Linked DNA regions of Homo sapiens: region 1 is linked to region 2. A link is an interaction called in ENCODE POLR2A ChIA-PET data of the cell type or tissue named here. Cell type or tissue: Caco-2. All regions are shown on one strand. Each heading gives the region's core, and the rest is flanking DNA. Links, peaks and the distances in the headings are about the cores only.

Region 1 (11,370 bases), core at 1,192-9,191, 190 kb before region 2:
TGTTACCTTTTTCTTTTGCTTTTGAAATTAACATTGAATTAGCTTAACATCTTCATAAAAAATGCTTTGCAACCTTCAGCAAGGCAGTTTTAGCTATATTTGAGCTGAAATACAATAATATGCTTAAATTCACTGCTTAGTTTAGGGTATGTATTGATAAAGAGTCGTAAGTCCCCTTTCTTGGAAAAACTGGTCGGGTAACTTTTCTTATATCGCAAGTCTCCTAGCATGTAATTGGTACATCATTGAACAGAAGAGCATTCATGGAAGCTTTTAGATTGTGTGAAATCATATACTGTTAGTTAAGTTTTTTGTTTCATAGGACTTCAAAATGGGGTTTTGGTTTTCATTGTAAACATTTTACAAAGTTTGTTGGTATTAATAGGGCAGGGAACAATTCACTGTCTAATCTATAGACAGGAGAGCCAAATTCGCAGAGAGAATAACTGACTTACAGTTTTAAAGAATGGATATATAATAGACACATTTTGGTGTTCTTTCTGTATAAGGAGAAAAGACACTTAAGGCACTATTGTCTTACTTACAAATACCTTAACAAGAACACAAATTGGAAAGGTGCCTATTACTGTTTTCTTCTGACCTTGTTTTTTCCCCCCAACCAGTTGATTATGAAATTAGCTCACTGCTTACTGTGTTTTTATAAAGATATCTGTCTCTAGATCATTTAAGAATATGTGTTCAACCTTTATTAAGAGCAGCGGTACATTTTGTTATAGGTTTTAGAAGCCTGTCATTTATACCAAATAGCCCTGTGTCTAGATAATAATGATGATGATGATTAATATTAGCTTATGTGTGTCTTCTATGCCAAGCAGTGTGCTAAATACTTTATGACTTATCTCTTGGGATAAGTACATTATACCTTATCTCTTGGGAAACTTAGGAGGTATGCTTCATTGTTACGGTAATTTATCAGAGAGGTATGGCTCAGAGAGGTTAAGGAATTTACCCAAAGCAGAGTTCTATTAGAATAGGTTTATTGTCCCTTGGATTCTGTTTTACTTATAGTGATTATCTCAGAAAGCTAGAAGTAAAATCAGTGTCTTTCTTAGTTGGTACAGTCTTTATCCTTCTCATCCTGTTGCTAATACCCATTTAAGGACAGTGGGAAGAACAAAATAGTTCAAGGTGCCCTTCCTTACCAAGCACATGAGTAGAAAAGTGGCAAAAGACCATTGCCAGACTGAATTACCTCCTGTGTCTGTGTGTGTGTGTAACATCATAACATGTAATATGACATGTAACATCATCTGTCTTAGTATATATTATATGCTTCTCTACAACTTAGAAATCATCCTTGATTTCTTTTTTGCCCACATTTCAATCCATCTTTGAGTTCTGAAGGTTCTGTCTCCAGAACACATCCCTAATTCATCTGCCTGTTTCTGCTTCCACTGTTAGAACTGTAGTTTAACACTGGTCATCTTGCCTGAACTATTGTAGTAGCCTCCTGATTTCTTCCAGCTTCTACAATTGCCTACCTATAGTCTACTCACAGAGTAGCCACAGTAATCTTTCTTAAAGCATAAAAGAGAACATGCTACTTTCCTACCTACAAGAAACACATCAATAGATTTTCATTGCAGTTTAGAGGAAATCCGACTTCCTACGCTGTAGCCTTGCTTACTGTGCTTCAAATATACTGGCCTTCTCTCTGTTTTTCATCGTTAACACATTAATATCCATCATAAGTCTTTGTATCTGCTGTTTCCTTTACCTGGGCTGCTCTGGTCATTGATTTTCTTGCGGCTGACTCCGTATCATTTAGGTTTCACTTCAGATGTCACCGTTTCAGTGGAGGTTTTCTCACTGATCTAGATGCTCCCTACCTTAATACTCTCTCATATTACCATGTTTTATTTTCTTTTTAGTTATCACTCTGTTAAGTTGTTGCTCATTTGTTTAGTATTTATTTCTATCTCCATCAGAATATGAACTTCACTTCTTGAGAACATGGCCTCCCCTGTGCCTAGGAAAACGTAGTAGCACATAGTAGGAGCTCAATTAGTATTTATTGGATGAATATAAATTTCTTTTTTCTTTTTGAGATGGGGTCTCTGTCGCCCAGGCTGGAGTGCAGTGGCACGATCTCAGCTCAGTGTAACCTTGCCTCCCGGGTTCAAGGGATTCTTCTGCCTCAGCCTCTTGAGTAGCTGGGATTACAGGCGCATGCCACCACGCCGGCTAAGTTTTGTATTTTCAGTAGAGACGGGGGTTTCGCCATGTTGGCCAGACTGGTCTCAAACTCCTGACCTCAAGTGATCCACCCACCTCAGCCACCCAAAGTGCTGTGATTACAGGCATGAGCCACTGCAGCCAGACTAAATTTTCATTTAACACTATATTTTGAATATTTTACCACAGTCTTAAATATTCAGAACTGTGGTTGTGAACTCTTGATCCACAGTCCAGATCTGGCCTAAAGACACATTTTATTTGGCTTATTACATAGTGCTGTTGTTTGAGGTATAACTTACAGTCAAGTGCACAGATCTTAAGTGTACAACTTGATGAACTGATCTTGTGTGTACCAGTATAACCACATCTCAGATCAAGATGTAAAAAGTTTTGGCACCCCAGACTCACTCATTTCCTTCTCTAGCCACTCCCCTTTCCCACAGGATAACTTAATACATAGAGTTTTTTTTTTTTTTAATTAGCTACTAGCATTTTAAAATTGGGAGACTTCACATAAAAATTCAGAGTTCCAGTATCTCATAAAAACATCAAAGATCAACACAACCGCTTTCCCCTTGACCACAATTTATTGTAGCCGAGAAGCAGCTGTCCACAGTATTGACATGTGTTCCCCAGGCTGCCTGCAGTCTTCACCCTTCCTCCTCTTCCCCCTGACCTTGAAATCAATTGCCAGTTGCCACTTACAATTTCATTTGAATTGTTTTTCTTATGATGGAGAAATATTTATCTCTTCCATTGTCTCTATAAAAAAGTGAAAACATAAATGAAAACAGAAAAGGTGTCTTATACTTAGTCCATACCATTCATTTGTAGTTTTGGCTGTTTGTTTGCCATCCTAATTCCACACAGTTACGTTTAAATGCTGTATAAATATATTGTTTATTTACTCATTCTTCTATGGAAACATAAACACATTATTTTTGTTCTTTTGATATTGTAAATAACATTTTAGATTATCTTTGTACACAGCATTTTATTAGGATAATATTTTTGAAGTAGATTTTCTGGATCAAAATATATTTTAAGACTTGAAACATATTGTCAGCTTTCTTGGTAGTAGTGTAAATTGCTATAATCTGGAGGGAGTATATGGAAGTTTCATTTCTCTACATCTTTGCCAACACTGGGAATTGTAATTTACAAGTTTTGCCAATATAGTTGGTAAAAACAAACAAAAATGAAAATGCTGGCCAAGAAGAAGTTTTTCATCATCTTATCTATATAATTGTATTTTATTTTAGAGGATATAATATAGAAATATTACTTAGTACAATGCTATACCTTAGATGTATGTTGAGTCAAATCGTGTACCATGTATCTTGTATATAAAGTAATATGAATACCTCAGTAGAACTTGGGAAGCCTTTAACCTTGATCCTTACATATTATTTATATTTCTATGTATATACACACACCATGTTCTATATCTGTGCATGGGAATAGGTATTGCAAAATCCTTCTGTTTTGAAGCACATACAACTAATTCTTAAGCATTGGGTTTATATTGGCTTTCATATTTTAAATTAGATGCTATTATTCTATAATCTGCTTTTTAAGGAGATGCCTACATAGAAGAGTGACAGCAGCTAGACTAAATGTTTAACTGCTGAACTAGTTCCTCAGGTATCCTGGCTCTAGAGATTGCTATGGGAGATTGGATGACTGTTACAGATCCAGGTCTGTCTTCAGGTAATTAAGTCTAAATAATTGTAAACAAAAGCAGAAACTGTAAAGGTGAATTTTTCAATGAAAATATAAAATAATTACTGCAGATGTTGAAGATGTGACTAAAGAGAGACAAATCGTTGTAAAATACTTATTTTCATGTCTACTGAGAACACCACTGTATTTGTATCTTTTTGGAAAAAAAAGTATATCATTTTCATAAAGAGGCTTTGCCCTAATTTGAAAATACCTTAAAATATGTATGTATATATTATATCTATGTTTATATGTATATATGTAATTCAAAGTCTTTAGTAATGGCGATTATGTTAGCTTTACATACGTTTTTCTAAATTATTTATATAGATGCCTTTTATTCTTTCAGAAAGCAAAACTATCTCTCAATATACCTCAGAAACAAAGATGTCTCCATCAAGTTTATACTCACAGCAAGTGCTATGTTCTTCAATACCTTTATCGAAAAATGTGCACAGTTTTTTCAGTGCCTTCTGCACAGAAGATAATATTGAACAGAGTATCTCATATCTTGATCAGGTAACATGTTTTTGTAAAAAACAGTAGCATAAATCATGTTATATAATAGAATGTATCAAAATTATGAGAAAAACATTTGTCAAACACAAGTTTGTTGTTTATGTAGTGCCCCTGAGACTTAGATTTTCAGAGAACCTTGGTGATTATCTCATCTAGAGATAGCAAGTCTAACTTTTTTGTGTGGAGCACCTTGGCCTCCTCATTGTCCCAGGGGCTCCTCCACTGAGAGTCCAGCCATCACTTTATGGATGCAGAAACCCAAGTGCCTTGCTCCATGTCACAGATTTATAGCAGAGACTAAAAGAGCCCCGTCCTCTTAACTCTTTGTCCTTTGGGATATTGACCATTTTCTTAACTATTTCAAGATAGTTTTCTATTTTTCTAAGAAAAGATTTCTATCTTTTGATTTTTTTTTTACTAAGTTGCCCAGTAACCAACCTTTTAAAATAATTCACATTTATTTTTAATTTTTGACAAAAATTATATATATTTGTCATGTTCAACATGATGTTTCATAATACACATTGTGAAATGGCTCAGTGTGCATACCTCCCATACTTATATCATTTTTTGTGGTGAGAATTTACTTGCTCAGCAATTTCAGGAATATAGTACGTAGTTATTAGCTGAGGTCACCGTGTTGTACAATAGATCTATTAAACTTATTCTTCCTATCTAACTGAAAGTTTGTATCCTCTGACCAGTATCTCCTCAACTGTAACCAACTTTAAGAAAACATTTTCTCCTACCAGGAATTGACTACTTTTGGTTTTCCTTCATTATATGAAGAATCCAAAGGTAAAGAGACAAAGAGAGAGTTAAATATAGTAGCTGTACTAAATTGTATGAATGAGCTGCTTGTGCTTCAGCGGAAGAACCTTCTAGCTCAGGAAAATGTGGAGACACAGAATTTGAAGCTGGGAAGTGATATGGACCATCTACAGAGCTGCTACTCAAAACTTAAGGTAGAAATTGCAGATCCATATTTTAATGCCATAATTATATAATTGAGTACTATAAATTTTTACTGACTTTATTAAATATTTCAGGGTTTTCTTAAGCTTTAGGGTTTTCTTTTTAAACAGGTAAGTAAAAGTGAACTTATAATTTACACACATCTGCTTCCTAATACCTACAGTATATTGAAGGCATTAATTTTTTGAGCTGTTTAATGACTTGCCGAATCTGTAAAAAGTTAGATTAGGAAATATTTATGCTCTGGGAAAATAAAATAACAATTCTGTCACCCCATCCAATCTTGGTTAAGAAAGTATATGCTTCATTTAAAAGTCTTATTGTAAGAGGCTGCACAGGTTAATTCCAAGAAAAATATTATTGAGGCATCTGTGATGCCAAATGAGCTAAGGCTCAATAATTAAATCAGACTAGATAACTTCCCTTAGAAGCCCTGGGTCTCTGGAAAAGACTATAGAAAAATGCTTTAGTAAACTTGCTTTTCTCTTAAAAAAAAAAAGGAAGTATTTTTCACAGGACCATTGAACCTACTAACTTTAAAATGTAGAATATTTGATGCTGGTTTCTATTTTGATTTCTTTCTTTTTCTTCCTTTTATGTTTTCATTTTTATTTTTAAAATGTTTATCCAAGGAGAAGGGAACAAGGTGTTCAAAATCGTGGGGTGGTTGGGACTTATAGTTGTATATTATTAAGGGTATAATATAAATCAATCCAAGTCAAATTTTTTCCTAAATATACAATTCTATATTGGGTTTTGTTATTTGTGAAAATCAAAGCCTTTGCATTTGCATACTGTCAGATGATCAGCTTTCTTTTAGTTTTTCATCTGTTGGTCCATGCCCGTTTACTTTTCCTTATTTTTCTTTGTGTACATCCTCCCCCACCCCACGCCATCTAAGAAAACAATAAAAAAAACCCACTCAGAATCTTGAATCTTTGAGCTCTGTGAGGGAATAATAGGACCTGTCTATAGAATATTTAAAAACCCCCTAGCAGGAAATGTGCTGTAATGATGTGGCATAGAGTTGGCCTACATGGGAACACTAGAAACACTTGGGGATTGGTTTAGAGACATCTTTGCTCTTTACGAGCACCTGTGCCTACCATCCTGTCATTGATAATGCTGTCTTATGTTGTCTTCTTGGTTCATACACAATGATAAAAGTGTGTTTTCTCTTAATAATGTTTTTAGGCTTTTGTGCATCTTATATTCCTAAGGGATAAAGATGATCCAGCTATGTGTCTTGGCTGACTGGGGAACTGTGGTAGATTGGAGAGGGTATTTGGTGCCCCCTAGGCTTGTGAAAAGGTTATGAGTTATGGATGCTACTTTAATCCAGATCAGAGAGACCTATGGAAGGTCTTATTAAGTACTGGGCTGATGCAGAGTTGTAACCCTTGGCCACATGTCTTATAAGTAGCTAGTAAATCATTATGATATGTTGGTGATCTGAGGCTATTGAGCCTTTACTTCAAGGAGTGGTCCCATTTATTAGGACTACCCAGAGCAGAGACTGTTTCTTCAGGATGTCTTCTAATATGGGATTTGACCTGGGCCAGAATCTTGTTATTTTGGGTCAACTATGGACAGAAATGTGTATTCAGTGGGGAAAGTTGCCAATCTATCTGGAAAAGTTTCTAGATCTAGCATATGATTAATCCAACTTGTTGAACAAAATTTATTGAGTATATGCTAGGCACTGAGTTTCAAAGATGAGTGAAACCCCAGTCCTAGGTCACGAGGAGATTGCAGTCCAGGGAAGGGAGACATATTGAAACATAACTGTTTGCTTCATTAATTGTTCTTGGGGTAGGACGCAAGGGAAGGCTTCATGGAGAGGTAACACCTGATCTGAGATTGGAAGAATGAGTAGAAATTTGCTAGTGTTTGGAAATGTCATTCTAGGCAGAGTATATGACTTGTGTAAATGCGTAGCAGCATAAGAGATCACTGCACTTTAGAGGAACCACAAATATCTCTGTTGGGGCTGCGATGGGTATGTGATGGTATGAAGAGTGGTATGAGGTAAGGCTGGAGCCTCATCTCCTGATGGTGTAAAAGGAATTGTACAAAAACAGGGAAGCACTGAGGAGTTGTAAACAGGAGGAAGACAATGTGTAAATATTCTGGCAGTGGGGTGGAGAAATTATAGGGGAATTGCAGACTTGTATTTGGGATGGAGTTAGGGGGCTCAGAAAGCCCTGGTGATAAAGATGCCTGTTAGCGACCCTTTGCTGAGGTTTTGGACTTGAACTAAGGTAGTGCTAATGGGAATAGTAAGTAAGATTGAGATCTGACGAACACTTAAGAAGTAGAATGGGTAGGATTTTATGAAAAATTGAATTTGGAGACTAGGGGTCATGGATTCAAGACCCCATTCAGGTTTCTGCCTTGAGTTACTGAGGATGGCGATGTGATTCACTAAGAAAGGAAGGAGGGGTGTGTGCAGATGTTCAGGGGTGGTGCTGAGTTCAGGTAAAGTGTTGATAATCATGCTGAGTGAATTTCTGATTTGACATATATGCTACATATCACCTGGCCTAGTGCCTGTAAGTTATGTCATGCCAACTGATCTACCCTAGTAGTAAGTTTTACACATTCAAAAAAAAAGGTTGCCAAAAACTGACAACCTTAGAGTTATCCAGGTTATACTCCTACATTTTCTGTACCTTCTTGAGATCTGTTCTTACAGAAATTGTGCAAGTTATTATTTATGGTCGGTTAAGACATAATTTGATTGGCTTTTGAATTTTATAAAAATATTAGTACAATTTTAAAAATATTCCATATGGGTGGCCTCATGCAGAACTCGGCACAGTTCCTCAGATGCGATAAGTTGAAAAGGAGCATCTTGTTTCATACTAATTCTGGCTTTGCTGCCATTCCGCTCTGGGAAGTACCTTCAGAGACTTTACCACTTGCAGGGAGAAGTGGTGTCACACAGAAGTCCCATTTCTGTGACTTGATGTGTTGCCACTTTGCTTGGTCACCCATCTTTTTCTTCAGACTTAGCTCCAAATCACTTTTGCTTCTTTTTCAAAGCCAAGTATACTCTCGAAGGATGATGACATTGCTGTACTTGAGGAGATCTTCAAAAGTGTGGTATAGAAGTGTTAAAAAGTATTAAAAATAAACTTTAAAAATATTCAGGGGCAGCATCATGGAGTGATGCTCTTTCCAGGGATCCATTTTGAAGCACTTTTGTATATGTGTACAAAATTTGATATGTAGATTAAAATTTGATGTGTAAGTTTAAATGTTATTTTATAGTGTGCTTTGTAATAATTCCTTTAAATAAACATTTCATGTGCCACTAACATTTGATTTTGACTAATAAACACTAGGATGTATAACTTCTTGTTACTGATATTTTAAGGATTCAGTTATTCTAAATCCTTTATTAATTTTAAGCAAAATTGCTTATAAATGTTTTAGGAACAACTGGAAACCTCCAGGAGGGAAATGATTGGGCTTCAGGAAAGAGACAGACAGTTACAATGTAAGAACAGGAATTTGCATCAGCTACTAAAGAATGAGAAAGATGAGGTGAGTTGTCAGTTATTGCAGATGAAGTTTAAGTGAATTTTTGTTTTCTTTGTAATATGAGATGACCATAAGAGCCACTTTACTTGAAAAAAGAAAGAACCATTTATTCATCTTTCCCCAAATTGATATGGTGGACCTTTGTGTAATAGTATTTAACTGGAAGCTCAGGAACCCTCTCCACTACAGACCCCGCCCCCAGTGGATCCATTTGGCTTAGATATTAGTTCATAGCTGGTAACAGCCAGTGTCCTGGACTGCCCTTCCTGGACTCATGTTCACTGTCACTTTTTCTTAGGCACAAGAGTGCTTTAAATGCAGATCTTTTATTCTCTGCTGTACCTGTACGTGATAGCTGAGGTGCCCCTTCTTGCATGCACTGTCTTAAATATTGACATTGTTCGTCTAGTCAACCAGTTTCTTCATTAAATGGGCACAGAAGCAGTTCACATTAAAAATCTAATTTCTGACACAAAAGATACAATTCTGATTTCTGCTTTAGTGGTTACTTAGCAGAATTCTAATTTCTACTTTAGTGGTTACTTGGACCTATAGCACTAATGCATTTCAAAATATATTTTTTAATTTGTGTAGAAAGAAACTATTATGTTTTTATTGCTCTAAAGTATGACCCCTGACCATGTAATAACTATAAAAATATAATACTTAGTTTCAGTGTTTTATATGTTGTTTTAACTACAATTAAAGACTTCTGAGGAGTGTATTTCTTTAAAGCGCCCTGGAGTGGTTTAGATAGATTTGTTTTACCATATTTGTTTATTTAGTAGTATATTTAGTAAGTAGTAGGTAATTAGTATTTAAACTGTAAGGTTGCTTGTACGTGTTTCCTTGAGTTCACAGACAATTTTGACTAGATCTGTTGATTATATTTAAACGGTTTGAATACAGCTCATCTTCGGTAGGGATTAAGTTAATCATGTTGATCCCTAGCAGGGACTGGGAATGGCTTTATAAAAGAATAGGACATACTCTGTCAGGAGTTGCCTGAGAAACTATAATAGATCTAAATTTTGAACAGCAGTGTCTGGCACCTAGTAGATACTCAGCAAATATTTGGACTGGATTATTCTGCTGTTTGGACTTACTCTTACTCGAGAATTGTTTTTAATTAGAAAAACGAGCCTGCTTACCTGCTGCCATGTGTCACAGGCTTAATTCACTTTGTCACAGATTAATAAAAAGTATAAGTGATTGTAAGTCAGTAATACAAGGAGTTCACTAAAAATGATCAGATGAATTCTGTTTATCTCAGATGAAGTTTTAATCGTTTTAATACTTCCATAAGAATATCTGGTTTTTAAATGATCAGAGTCTATATGTAAGGTAAAAGGTATAGGAGATAATTTAGAAAATTAGCGCTTCTGGAAATTTCAGAATTAAAAAAACTTTATGTGATTCATATAATATTTAAAAAAGTGGTTTCTACTGGTTACAAATAAGGAAGAATCATCCTAGGATTTTAAAACCTATATGGGGAGATGAATTTTAGGATTTTTCTCTTTCAAATTTGTGAATCGTTACTGGGCTTATAATAGCAAATGCCTTTTTCAGGTGCAAAAATTACAAAATATCATTGCAAGTCGAGCTACTCAGTATAATCATGATATGAAGAGAAAAGAGCGTGAATATAATAAACTGAAGGAACGTCTACATCAACTTGTTATGAACAAGAAAGATAAGAAAATAGGTAAACAGCTGGCAAAGATCAGCTAAGAGAATAAATAAGCTAATACTATGCTTAGAAATAATTGTAAAAGGATTGAACACAGTAACTCACGAAATGTTATTTTCATGCTTTATACAATTGATTTTCAGTGGTGTTTGTTTATATAAAAAATGTAGACAACTGGTTAGTGGAAAGTAAGTCATTCTGCCTTGCTTTATTTAATTGCATGTATTTTTTAACATGACCAGTGTAGAATTAATCCATAGAGGAAAACTAAGCCAGAGGACATTCTAATTTTCCATAGCAAAGAACTGATAATATTAAAAATCAGTGTCAGTTTCTGAGTATCAAAAGAAGTATTTTAGAGTAAACCTCATAAAATTTTTCATCAGACCAAATCGTTCATGTCAGTTTGAGTTCCTTTAAATAAGTTTAGCTGTACATTTTTGGAGCAGCTAGTCAAAAGGATGGACTATAAAAGTTAGGCGTGTGTGTGTCTAAGGTATACTTTTTTCCTAATAGTAGTCTTTTTCAAAACTTTAAGCCATTTCATCCAAATATGTGGATAATTTCAAGTAGATAGTGTAAATTAAAAAGCAAAGAAACACGAAAGTAGAGCTTTACAATACAGTTTTGCTGGCCTGGTATAAATACGAGGCACAAGAAGTGTGTGTATTTATTTATTGAAGAGTGGTTTCCTAGTGACTATAGGTAGTCCTCTA
Region 2 (11,370 bases), core at 1,626-9,625:
CACAAGTGGGGAATTCCACACCTCACCTCATGTGATGGGGTCACAGTCAAAAGTTTGTGTCATGCACAAAATCATTAAAAATATTGTATAAAAGTTACCTTTACGCCAGGTGGGGTGGCTCATGCCTGTAATCCTAACACTTTGGGAGGCCAAGGTGGGAGGATCGCCTGAGCTCAGGGGTTCAAGACCAGCCTGGGCAACATGGTGAAACCCCATCTCTACTAAAATACAAAAAATTAGCTGGGTGTGGCAGTGTGAGCCTGTAGTCCCAGCTATTCCAGAGGCAGCAGAATTGCTTGAACCAGGGAAGTGGAGGTTGCAGTGAGCAGAGATTGTGCCACTGCACTCCAGCCTGGGCAACAGAGCGAGACTCCATCTCCAAAAATAAAAAAGTTACCTTTAGGCTATGTGTATAAGATGTATATGAAACATAAATAAATGCTGTGTTCAGACTTGGGTCCAATCATCAAGATACCTCATTATCTATCACAAATATTCCAAAGCCCGGAATCCAAAAAGACTTCTGGTCTGGCTAAGTGCGGTGGCTCACGCCCGTAATCCCAGCACTTTAGGAGGCTGAGGCAGGTGGATCATGAGTTCAGGAGTTTGAGACCAACCTGGCCAACATGGTGAAACCCTGTCTCTACTAAAAATACAAAAATTAGCTGGGTGCCTGTAATCCTAGCTACTTGGGAGGCTGAGGCAGGAGAATCGCTTGAACCTGGGAGGCAGAGGTTGCAGTGAGCCGAGATCATGCCACTGCACTCCAGCCTGGGTAACAGAGCAAGTCTCCACCTCGGAGAAAAAAAAAAAAAAAAGACTTCTGGTCCCAAGCATTTCAGGCAAGGGACACTCAACCTGTATTTCTGTCAAAAGTACATAAACTGAATATAATCAGAGGAAACCCCAGGCGAACTCATATTAAGGTACATTCTATAGAATATCTGGTCTATACTATTCAAAAAATCTCAATGTCACAAAAAGCAAATGACTGAGGAATTGTTCTAAATTTAAGGAAGTTAAAGAGTAATTACAATGGAATGTATGACCTGGGACTTTTTTTTTTTTGCTAAAAAGGACATTATTGGAACAGCTAGTGACATCTGAGTAAGATCTATAGAACAGATAATATTGAATACCAATATCAATGTCTGATTTTGCTAACTGTGCTCATAAAAAACAAAATGAGATATATAGGAATAAAGGGGCGCCATGTCTGCCACTTACTCTTATTTAAGAGGGAATATTTAGGAAGTCTGGGTGAAGGGTATGTACAAATTCCTACTTTTCTATTAAGTCTGAAATAATGTCAAAATAAATTAAAATGCATACACACACAAACACCTTACTTACATAAAATTGCAAACCCTCTCTACTCCAGGTAGTCCTGAATCTCCTTTATCCTATTTTCCTTTAGTAAGCTATCACTGGCTAACATATGTCTAACTTATTTATTTCATTATGTTTACTGTTTGTCTCCCTTCCTAGAATGTAAGCTCTGGGTGGGTAGAAGTTGTGTGTGTGTATGTGTATGTGTGTGACTATTCTGTGTACTGATGGATCTCAAATCCCTAAAACAGATCCCAATACGATGCAGGCAAATCCATAAACATTTGCTGAAAGAATGACAGAAATCAGTGTATGACTATACCAGGAGATATGAGAAAGAATGTTGATAGCAGCACTGTTTCAAAGCAAACAGACATTCGAAACCAAATTTCCTTTACAAAACTTTTAAAAATATAGTTTTAAAATCTTGCTTCTTTTTCTGCACTGTTGCCAACTATCTAAGGAGAATATGCAAAGTGAAAGATTATCTTGAAACTAAGATTTATGAGAATACAAAAAATAGCATCAAATGTTATTCTTAGGTATCAAAATGTCTAACAAATACTACAAAAGTCGATAGTACAAGGAATTCTTTTAAAACCACCAGGCCAGGCGCAGTGGCTCATGCCTGTAATCCCAGCACTTTTGGAGGCCAAAGCGGGCGGATCACCTGTGATCAGGAGTTCGAGACCAGCCTGGCCAACGTGGTGAAACCCCATCTCTACTAAAAATACAAAAATTAGCCAGGCGTGGTGGCAGGTGCCTGTAATCCCATCTACTCAGGAGGCTGAGGCAGAAGAATTGCTTGAACCTGGGAGGCAGAGGGTGCAGTGAGCCGAGATCACACCACTGCACTCCAGCATGGGCGACAGAGCAAGACTCTGTCTCAACAAAATCAAAAACAAAAACAAAAACAAAACCCTCCAAAATACCATTCAGGGATTATATGACAAATGTAAAAGTTTACCTAGAATTTTTATAGAATTTTTCTATAGCATTATTGGGAAATTCAATTATGAAATAGTCTTCACCAAATAATAAGATAATATGCCAACATTTTAGCTGAATCAGTCCATTATGCAACTTGGCCAGCCAGCACTTTAAATATCAACAAAAAAACATATAATTTATCAATTATATGTGATCATTCAAACTAATTTAAGACTTCTAACATTACCTCTTCATCATTAGGGTCTACTGTGGTTTCATCATACACTCGCTGGTTGTCAATGGTCTTGGGTACAGGCTTTGGTGGAGCCTAAGTAAAAGAGAAGGGATTACATTTTAGAAGGATTTTACATTAATTATATTACTGTTGGAGAAAAATAACAGAAAGCTACAAATAACCCCAAACTCAATCTGTTCCTCATATCAATCCACTTCTATTGCTACATCAATTCTAATAACAATATTGAATAAGAGGCTTTTTTTTTTTTTTAAACAATCTGGGCAGAGACACACACATACTAGAAGAATGGCCAACACTGAATGAAAAGGCTTAAAACTGTGCAGAAGTAACAAGGAGAAGAAATAGAGATCAAGATAGTTATCTACTAGGGGGAAACACATCAAACAGGAGAAAAATAAAAGAAAAAAATAACAAAGCGACATCCGTACATGACTTTGTTCCAATACTTTCAGGAAGCTACTCAGAAATATTTAACAAAAGTCTAGTTGTTATCCATTGACCTAGTAATTTTACTTTGGGGTATTTATGTTCAGGAATGTAAATGGGGGAGAAATTTGAACGAAGAAATACATAGTATCCCTATTTATAATGCAAATAAACAGCAAACAGGGCAAATGTTCAACAAGGTAATGACTAAACATACTACAGTACATCAACATTATGGAATACTGTTAGGATCAGCAATCATGCATACTCAGCTTAGACCAAGAAATGGTGTAAATGAATTGCTAAGAAGTAGAACACAGAATTGTAAGAGTACATTAAAACTAATTCAAAATATATGTACACTAGCAGAGCTATGAAGAAAATACAAACTGAAACTAGCATTTATTACTCTATGAAACAAATATTACATTTTAAGCATTTTTTAAAGGAGGCAATTTTAAGAAGTTATCTTTCATCTCAAAAAACAAGAATGGTGGTGTTTTCAAATGGTGATCATAACATTAATTTGCTGTAATAGACTGATTACAAAAGAATTAAAAAGAGACTAACATGCTTGACATACTAGGATACTGCAGGTCAAAACAGTCTACTATTGACAATTTTCTATGGTTTAACCTAATACTATTCAAAGAATGTATGAAATAGTAGAGTGTTTAGTTTGTATACTGTCTTTACATTTTTTTCCCTTCCTCAAACACCCTTATTTGGTAACTTACTTGAATGGGAGGCGGAGACATGAATGTTTTCAAAATTTTGCAAAAATAAATCACAACCTAGGAGTAACTATAAATACACTGAAAATAAAAATAACTTAGCTATGCAATAATGTATGAGCATTTAGTAGTTTAAAAAATTTTTTCAATAAAGATTTCACTTCTTATGAGTACCACAAATACAGCCAAATTCTTTCTTGATGCATTATCTGCTCTTTTCTCTGCCATAATCCTCACCGTCCTCCCACTCCCCATTCTCACTTTTCACAGGTTCATATCCTCTGTACCAGCTCTAAAGCTTAACACACCCTTATCACCCTACTCCAGAAGAGGATCTGTCCTGCCTTTCCCCAGCCTTGCCTGACCAAAAATCTTTGCTTCACATGACAAGAGCCAAGCTCCAGGCCTAACCTGGGGGAGCTTCCCCATTCCCAAAGTCAGGGAGAGGTGTTGACCTCTGAAACACAAAGTTATATGCAAAATACCACCACTGTGTTACCGTATAGGTACACAAACATACACAGTAAAGGTAAAAGAAGTGCATGGAAAAAATAATCAAAAATTTCACGAGTGGTTATCTTCGGAGGGAAAAGCAATTATGAAGCAGACGAGGGGCTTCCAACATTCTTTGCTAATGCATTATTTCTTAAGCTGGGTAAATGATACAAAGAGGTTTATTATATTACTTTTGTATTTCTTCATACATCTGAAATACGTAATAATAAATTTTAAAAGAAAGTAATTCAACTTAAATATCAGGAGGGATTCCCTAATATAAGATAGAAAGCAAACAGCTAAAAATTTTATTTACCTTATCGCCAAGAGCCTCTCTTTCTTTTTTAAGTTTTTTCTTAGCTGCCAACTTTTCCTAAAGGGTTAAAAAAAAAGAGAACAATACTGAGAAACAACCAGTTATATCACAAACACATACTGAAACTACAAATTACTAATGCTATGAATACTCGAACTGGGCGGTCTTTGTAATCTATTGAAATAAGCATCTGGACGTGGAGTTTTCTACCTAAATTACTGTAAGCCAAATGAGCTGGCCAATCAATAAGATTTCTTTAACAAAGACCTGCTCCTTTAAAAAAATCTAAACTGGCAAGTTTGAACATTTAAAATTTGAGTAGCTTAACCTTTTTCCATAAAGCCTCAAATTAATTAAAGTATGTGATGGTTTCCACTGTGTTTTGTTTTGCCTAACTGGTGGCATCCTAAAGACGACCATGGTTATGCTGCTTGCTTCTCTTGAAAAGCACTAAAAATAGGAATGGGAGCTGAGTTTTCAGGTTGTTTTCCATAAAACCATCACCAGTTATTCACATATTTTATAATCAAAATATACTTCTAAAATTTAGTAAGAGCTTGCAAGGTGGCTTAAGATTATCTGTATTTGTATTGTCAATCTATATATTCTTCTGGAGATTTCTAGATAGAATGCTTGACAAAATAAAAAATATTCTTTTTTCCCCAGCACCTACTGATCCTCAATCCACCAGGTTTCAGATTAGAAATCATAGCTCCAATAAGTCTTCCAGGACATCCCTCCCCAATACGTGCATACCAGAATGAGTTAAACGCCCCTTGTATGTATTGAAACAGCACCTTGACACTGAACATGAGTAAGAACCAGTCCCGGGCCTCAGAAGGGCCAGTAAGAGGAGGCAGACACATAATAATAATATTGTGTGAACTTCTACGATGTGCAAGAATAAGCAAACGTTTTCTTCCAATTGCAATTTAACCAGAAATGAGCACTGCGACCTTGACAAGTCGTTTAAACCTCTTTACGTTTCAGTTTGTTTACCTACCAGAAACGTATAAGGATAAAGCTGAAAAGAACAAATACAATTACCAGAAACTTTACAGTACTAATTTCGGTAAGGAGCTCCTGCAGGAATCAGAGAAGCAGTATTTTGGATTTATTACGTATTGCCTCCATTTCAGATTCTGCAAATTAACCAACGCTACCTAGACGGACCAAAGGGCTGAGACTTTTGCCTTCTGGGCCAGGAGGGCGTAGTTTTCACTACTAAGCCAACTGGCCTTACAGCTTTCCTTGTGAATCTAGCGTCCCAGGAAAGAGCCTATCAAGATAATCTTCCACCTTGACGCTCAGGCAAAAGGCTGAACCTAGAGTCTCCAAACTAGGGCGAGGGGACCAGAACACGTGGGCCGCGACGCCACCCTTCCCACGGAGCCACAGAGAACACTTTTGAGACCAGCAGACAACCACAGATGTGCGCCCCGCGACCGCCCTAAGCGTCAGGAACAACGCGCAAGCGCCCGGCAGCCCCCGCCTCTCGCGTACCTTCCGCTGCTGCTGTTTCCACCGCGTGAACATTAAGTGTCGCCGCTGTTTGTTTTTAATCTCCGAAATGCTAAAGCCTGGCGGAAAGGCAGCCGCTTTCGGGGGTTGGACCCCGTTTTCCGTCGCCCCATCCCCAGCGCCTGCAGCCTCCTGAAGTTCTTCGGCAGCGGCTTTCCGTTTTAGACTTTTCTTCCCGCTGCTGCTGCTCTTATCCCCGGCTTTCGCCATGGTCTTGGCTCCTTTGCTTCCGTACGGAAACGGAAATAGCCTTCTCCTGTGACCCCCTTCCTTAACCTTTTACTTCCGGGGTCGCAAAGTTTTTGACGCTAGATGTGTTTTGTGAGTTTTAGCCATTCAAGAAAATAGTAAAGCTGAGGCTTGAGGAAACTTTAGGCAGTTTGCCCAGCTGTATAAAGAGTGAGATGATGAGTTTGGGCACTCCTTGCGCATCTATGTGCCCAGCCCTCAAAATAATGGAACAACAACAAAAACCGTGCCTGGATTAGTTTACGTTTTACTTGAGGGAAACCTAAAATGAGCATACAAATAAATTATGGTGAGCTACAGAGTAAGACATGGTATGGAAAAAAAATAGAACAGGATAAAAGAAGATGAAGAGACATTCATCTTTTTGAGACGGAGCCTTGCTTTAATGCCCAGGCTGGAGTGCAGTGGCACGATCTCCGATCACTGCAAACTCCTCCTCCTGAGTAGCTGGGACTACAAACACGTGCCACCATGCCCGGCTAATTTTTGTATTTTTGCAGAGATGGAGTTTCACCATGTTGGCCAGGCTGGTCTTGTACTCTTGATTTCAGGTGATCTGTCCGCCCTGGACTCCCAAAGTACGTTGCAATTTTAAATAGGATTCTCAGAGTAGGCTTCATTGAAAACGTTACATTGAGCCAAGGTTTGAAGGAGGTAATGGGCTAAACTAGTTATCTGAGGGAAGAGCTGTTAATCTGAGAAAAGCTGGTTATCAAGGAGAAAAGCTGTCCTGGCAAAGCAAACAGCCAGCTCCAATGCTCCTAGTCAGTAGCAAGCCAGGAAAGGCAAGAAGTGTTGAGATTGGACAGGTGGTGTAGAGTTTTGTAAGGACTTTGGCTTTTATTTTATGTGAGATGAAGATCTCTTATAGAATTTTGAGGAAAAGAATGGTATGATCTTAACATCTTAAAAGTATCAGGCTGGTGCAGTGGCCCATGCCTGTAATTTTAGCACTTTGGGAGGCCAAGGCAGGAGGATTGCTTGAGCCTGGGAGTTCAAGACCAGCTTTGGCAACACTGTGAGACCCCATGTCTACAAAAAGTAAAAAAATATATATATCTGTTTGGGCATGGTGTACATCTGTGGTCCCAGCTACTCAGGAGGCTGAGGCAGTAGGATCCATTGAGCCTGGAAGGCTAGGTTGCAATGAGCCATGTTGGTGCCACTGCATTCCAGCCTGGGTGAGAGGGTGAGACCCTCTCAAAAAAATAAATAAAAATAAAGTAAAAGCGTCATTCAGAATCTTCTTTTGAGAAGAGCCTATGCAGGGGCAGGGTGTGTGGAAGAAGGGAAGAAATGATAGTGGCCTGAACCAGGGTAAGTCTTGTGTAGGTGGTTGAGAAGTGATTCCTCTGGAAGGTAAAGTTACTGATGGAACTGAAGGGAGGACATGAAAGAGTCAAGGATGACTCCAAGACTTTCGACCTGAGTGATTCAAAGGATGGAGTTACCATCAGGTGAAATGCGGGAAAGTTCAGATGGAACAAATCTGAGAGGTAAGATCAAGATTTCAGTTTTGGAAATGTTAAGTTTGAGATACTTTTTAGTGATCTGATTGGTGGTGTCAACTAGTCAGTTGGGATGTATGATTCTGCAGCAGGACAGAGAGGTGTGGGCTAAAGATCAAACTTTGGAAGTAATTGGCACATAGGTAGTATTTCAAACCATTAGAATGAGTGTAGATAGAAAACTGAAAAAAGAAGATCAAGGACTGAACCCTGGAGGAGTCCTGCATGAAGAGATGGAAAGAAAAGGAGGACCCAGCAAAGGAGAAGGAGAAGAGAAAATCAAGAGAGTAGAATGTCATGGAAGGCAAGTGAAGAAAGTGTTTTCCTAGTGGTTAAATTTGCTGTATTCTTCATTCTAATTTTATGAAAATGCTTTCCAAATAGCAACAAGAAATCCCTTTTGATTTACTGTTAGGAGTCAGTTTTCCAGAATCTGCCTTAATTTCAAATTTTATGTACCAATATCTATATTTCGTGTTTTGAGAATCCAATATGTTTTTGTCCACATTTCATTTTTCACCCATTCAAATTCTATTTAACAACAGCAGGATATTAAAAGCATCAAAACTGTGTCTTCCAGAACACAAGCTCCATCCAAACCTGCTATTAGATCACAAATTGAAAATTGTTGTTAAAAAACTTAAAATCATTATGTTTAGATCCAAAATTGGATTTAAGTTATATAATACAAAAAAAGGAAAAAAATAGCATTGAGTTTTAAAATCACTGACATATAGATTTGGCTGCAGTAAATCATAAAATTTATCTGGACATGGTGGCTCATGCCTGTAATCCCAGCACTTTGGGAGGCTGAGGTGGGTGGATCACTTGAGGTCAGGAGTTCGAGACCAGCCTGGCCAACATGGTGAAACCCCATCTCTACTAAAAATAGAAAAATTCGCTGGATGTGGTGACAGTTGCCTGTAATCCCAACTACTCAGGAGGCTGAGACAGGAGAATTGCTTGAACCTGGGAGGCGGAGGTTGCAGTGAGCTGAGATGGTGCCATTGTACTCCAGCCTGGGTGACAGAGTGAGACTCCATCTCAAAAAACAAAACAAAACAAAAAAAACCCCAAAACCATAAAATTTCATATATAGTTTATTTAAAGGGGGGTAATCAAGTCAAAAAGGAAGAGTAGTCCTGGGGCTGTGGCTCATGCCTGTAATCCCAACACTTTGATAGGCCAAGGTGGGAGAATAGCTTAAGCCCAGGAATTCAAGGTTGCAGTGAGCTGTGATTGCATCACTGCACTCCAGCCTGGGTGACAGAAGGACCCTGTCTTAAAAATAAATAAATAAATAAATAAATAAATAAATAAATAAATAAAAGAACAAGAGGAGGGGGAGAAGAAGAAGAAGGGGAATAAGTAAATCTCCATCCTGGAAATACAGACTGAGAAAATATTTTGAAAGTCTCTTCTAACTGTAACGTTTTATCTCCCTACATATAATATTTCCTTTTCTCATAAGAATACAAAATAGTTTTGAAATAGATTTAGATAACAGTGTTAAATTTATTTAGAAGCACCATACAAATGAGATCATTAACTCCTTAACTTAGACTTCCTTTTTTTTTCTTCATGCCGTATTTATAATAACAATTGTATGAGTTGAATGAAAGGATTTCTATAATCAGAATAAGTCCTTATTCTTAAGTCACAAAAACATTGATTAATTCAACAAATATGTATTAAATGCTACTCTGTAAATGAATAGGGTGGGTTGTGTTCAGATCTTGGCTCAATCACTTAGATGCTATAAAATCTCAGTTAAATCATAAAATGTCTGTGGGTCTCAATTTGTCTGTAAACTGGGGCTAATTATACTGCCACATAGGATGTATAGAGAGGAGTAAAGATGTATATTAAAGAACCAGACACACTCAATAAATGCTAGCTAGCTATTTTTACCATTTATTGGTGTCAGAGACTGTTCTAACTAGTGTGGAAGAAAAAGGCATCATGTTTGCCATTAAGTAGTGTACAATTTTAGAAGAAGATGAAACACAAGAATAGAGGTCACTGTAGAGTGCTTTACGAGGTTCATTTCAGCCGTTCACTTTCTCTCACCAATTCTTTCATTGCCCATTATTTTCCAGGCCCACTTCCAATAGAGTATATGTTATTTTAAAATAAAGCACTTACTTTTAATACTTAATACAATTTTTGCCTATTTGTTTTGATTCTGACATTTGGGGCACGCTGGAATACAACTCTTAGGCACCAGGTGAGTTCAGTGATCCAAATCAAGATTCTCTTCAGAAAATTTGACCTATTATTTTACAGTATGACTTAAGCTTTTTACATCACAGAAACCCATTCCGAAGGCACAAAATATGAATCCATTGCATCAGAATAAGGAATAACCAATTTGGTTGTTGGCACATTTTTTATTTACAATGTTGTATAGGCCTTTGACAAACATAAAGTAAATTAAAGCTTCCTGACTTGAATTATGCCCTACACTCTACTGGTGGGAATAACAGAACTATTATAGAACTAACCTCTCATCTGTGGATGCTTCAGTAGTACCCAAGAGCTATTGTTGGCATTTAAACCACTTATCCTAAGAAGTTCTGAGAGTTCTTTTTTTTGTTTATTGTATTATTTAAGTTATCTTAATGACTAACAAGGTTTGTTTCTCAGGATTTACTGACCCAGGAAGTATGTTGAAATGTTATTACAGGGATTCATAGTGTCAATTAGATTCTCACAATGTCAGCTCTCCTTTGAAATAGACACATAGACTGATAAAACAGAATAGAGAGCCCAGAAAGAAACCCTAGGGTCAACTAATCTTCAACAAGGGTGCCAAGAATATGCAATGGAGAAAAGATAGTCTCTTCAATAAACAGTGTTGGGAAAACTGACAATCCACATGCAAAAGAATGAAATTGGACCTTCTTCTTACACAATACACAAAAACCAACTCAAAATGGATTACAGAATTAAACATAAGACCTGAAACTATAAAGGTTCCAGAAGAAAACCTAGAGAAAAAGCTCCTTGACGTTGATCTTGACAATAGTTTTCTGGATATGATACCAAAACACAGGTAATAAAAGCAAAAATAACTAAATGGGACTATTTCAAACCAAAAACTTCTGCACAGCAAAGGAAAAACAATCAACAAAAAAAGCAACCAATGGAATGGGAGAAAATATTTGCAAATCATATTATTTGATAAGGGGTAAATATCCAAAATATATAAGGAACTCATACAATTCAATAGCAAAAAACCAAATACAGTAGTCCCCTGTTAGCCACAGTTTCCTTAAGTTGCCCTCAGTCAACTACAGTCCAAAATATTAAATGGAAAATTCTGGAAATAAACAATTTATTTTATAAAACAGAGTCTCTCTCTTTCACCCAGGCTGGAGTGCAGTGGCGTGATCTCAGCTCACTGCAAGCTCTGCCTCCCAGGTTCAAGCGATTCTCCTGCCTCAGCCTCCCAAGTAGCTGGGATTACAGGCATGTGCCACCACAACTGGCTAATTTTTATATTTTTAGTAGAGATAGGGTTTCACCATGTTGGCCAGGCTGGTCTCGAACTCCTGACTTCGTGATCCACCCACCTCGGCCTCCCAAAGTGCTGGGATTACA

What was found. Peaks named below come from ENCODE experiments on the same cell type or tissue, not always from the same donor. Only the 100,000 strongest peaks of a DNase experiment are listed, where the experiment ranks them.
Region 1: POLR2A ChIA-PET joins it to region 2 with 10 read pairs; 3 of 35 experiments call an interaction of 5 or more read pairs at or near these places.

The regions. Positions count from the first base shown.
Region 1 is chr1:84,663,716-84,675,085 of GRCh38, reverse strand. SSX2IP (SSX family member 2 interacting protein) reads left to right here. Exons shown (of 14, transcript NM_001166293.2): 2 at 3,778-3,909; 3 at 4,271-4,440; 4 at 5,193-5,405; 5 at 8,854-8,964; 6 at 10,534-10,669. The coding sequence starts at 3,867. Among named protein-coding and RNA genes, the nearest start is that of SSX2IP, 21 kb to the left of the region's middle. In Caco-2, for the core only: no CTCF peak of the experiment used is centred there; no DNase peak of the experiment used is centred there.
Region 2 is chr1:84,474,132-84,485,501 of GRCh38, reverse strand. It overlaps RPF1 (ribosome production factor 1 homolog), which reads right to left and starts at 6,236. Exons shown (of 9, transcript NM_025065.7): 1 at 5,993-6,236; 2 at 4,490-4,546; 3 at 2,507-2,587. The coding sequence starts at 6,220. RefSeq lists enhancers at 5,660-5,819, 6,015-6,575. In Caco-2, for the core only: no CTCF peak of the experiment used is centred there; DNase peaks (open chromatin) are centred at 5,961 and 6,231; H3K4me3 peaks cover 1,991 bases.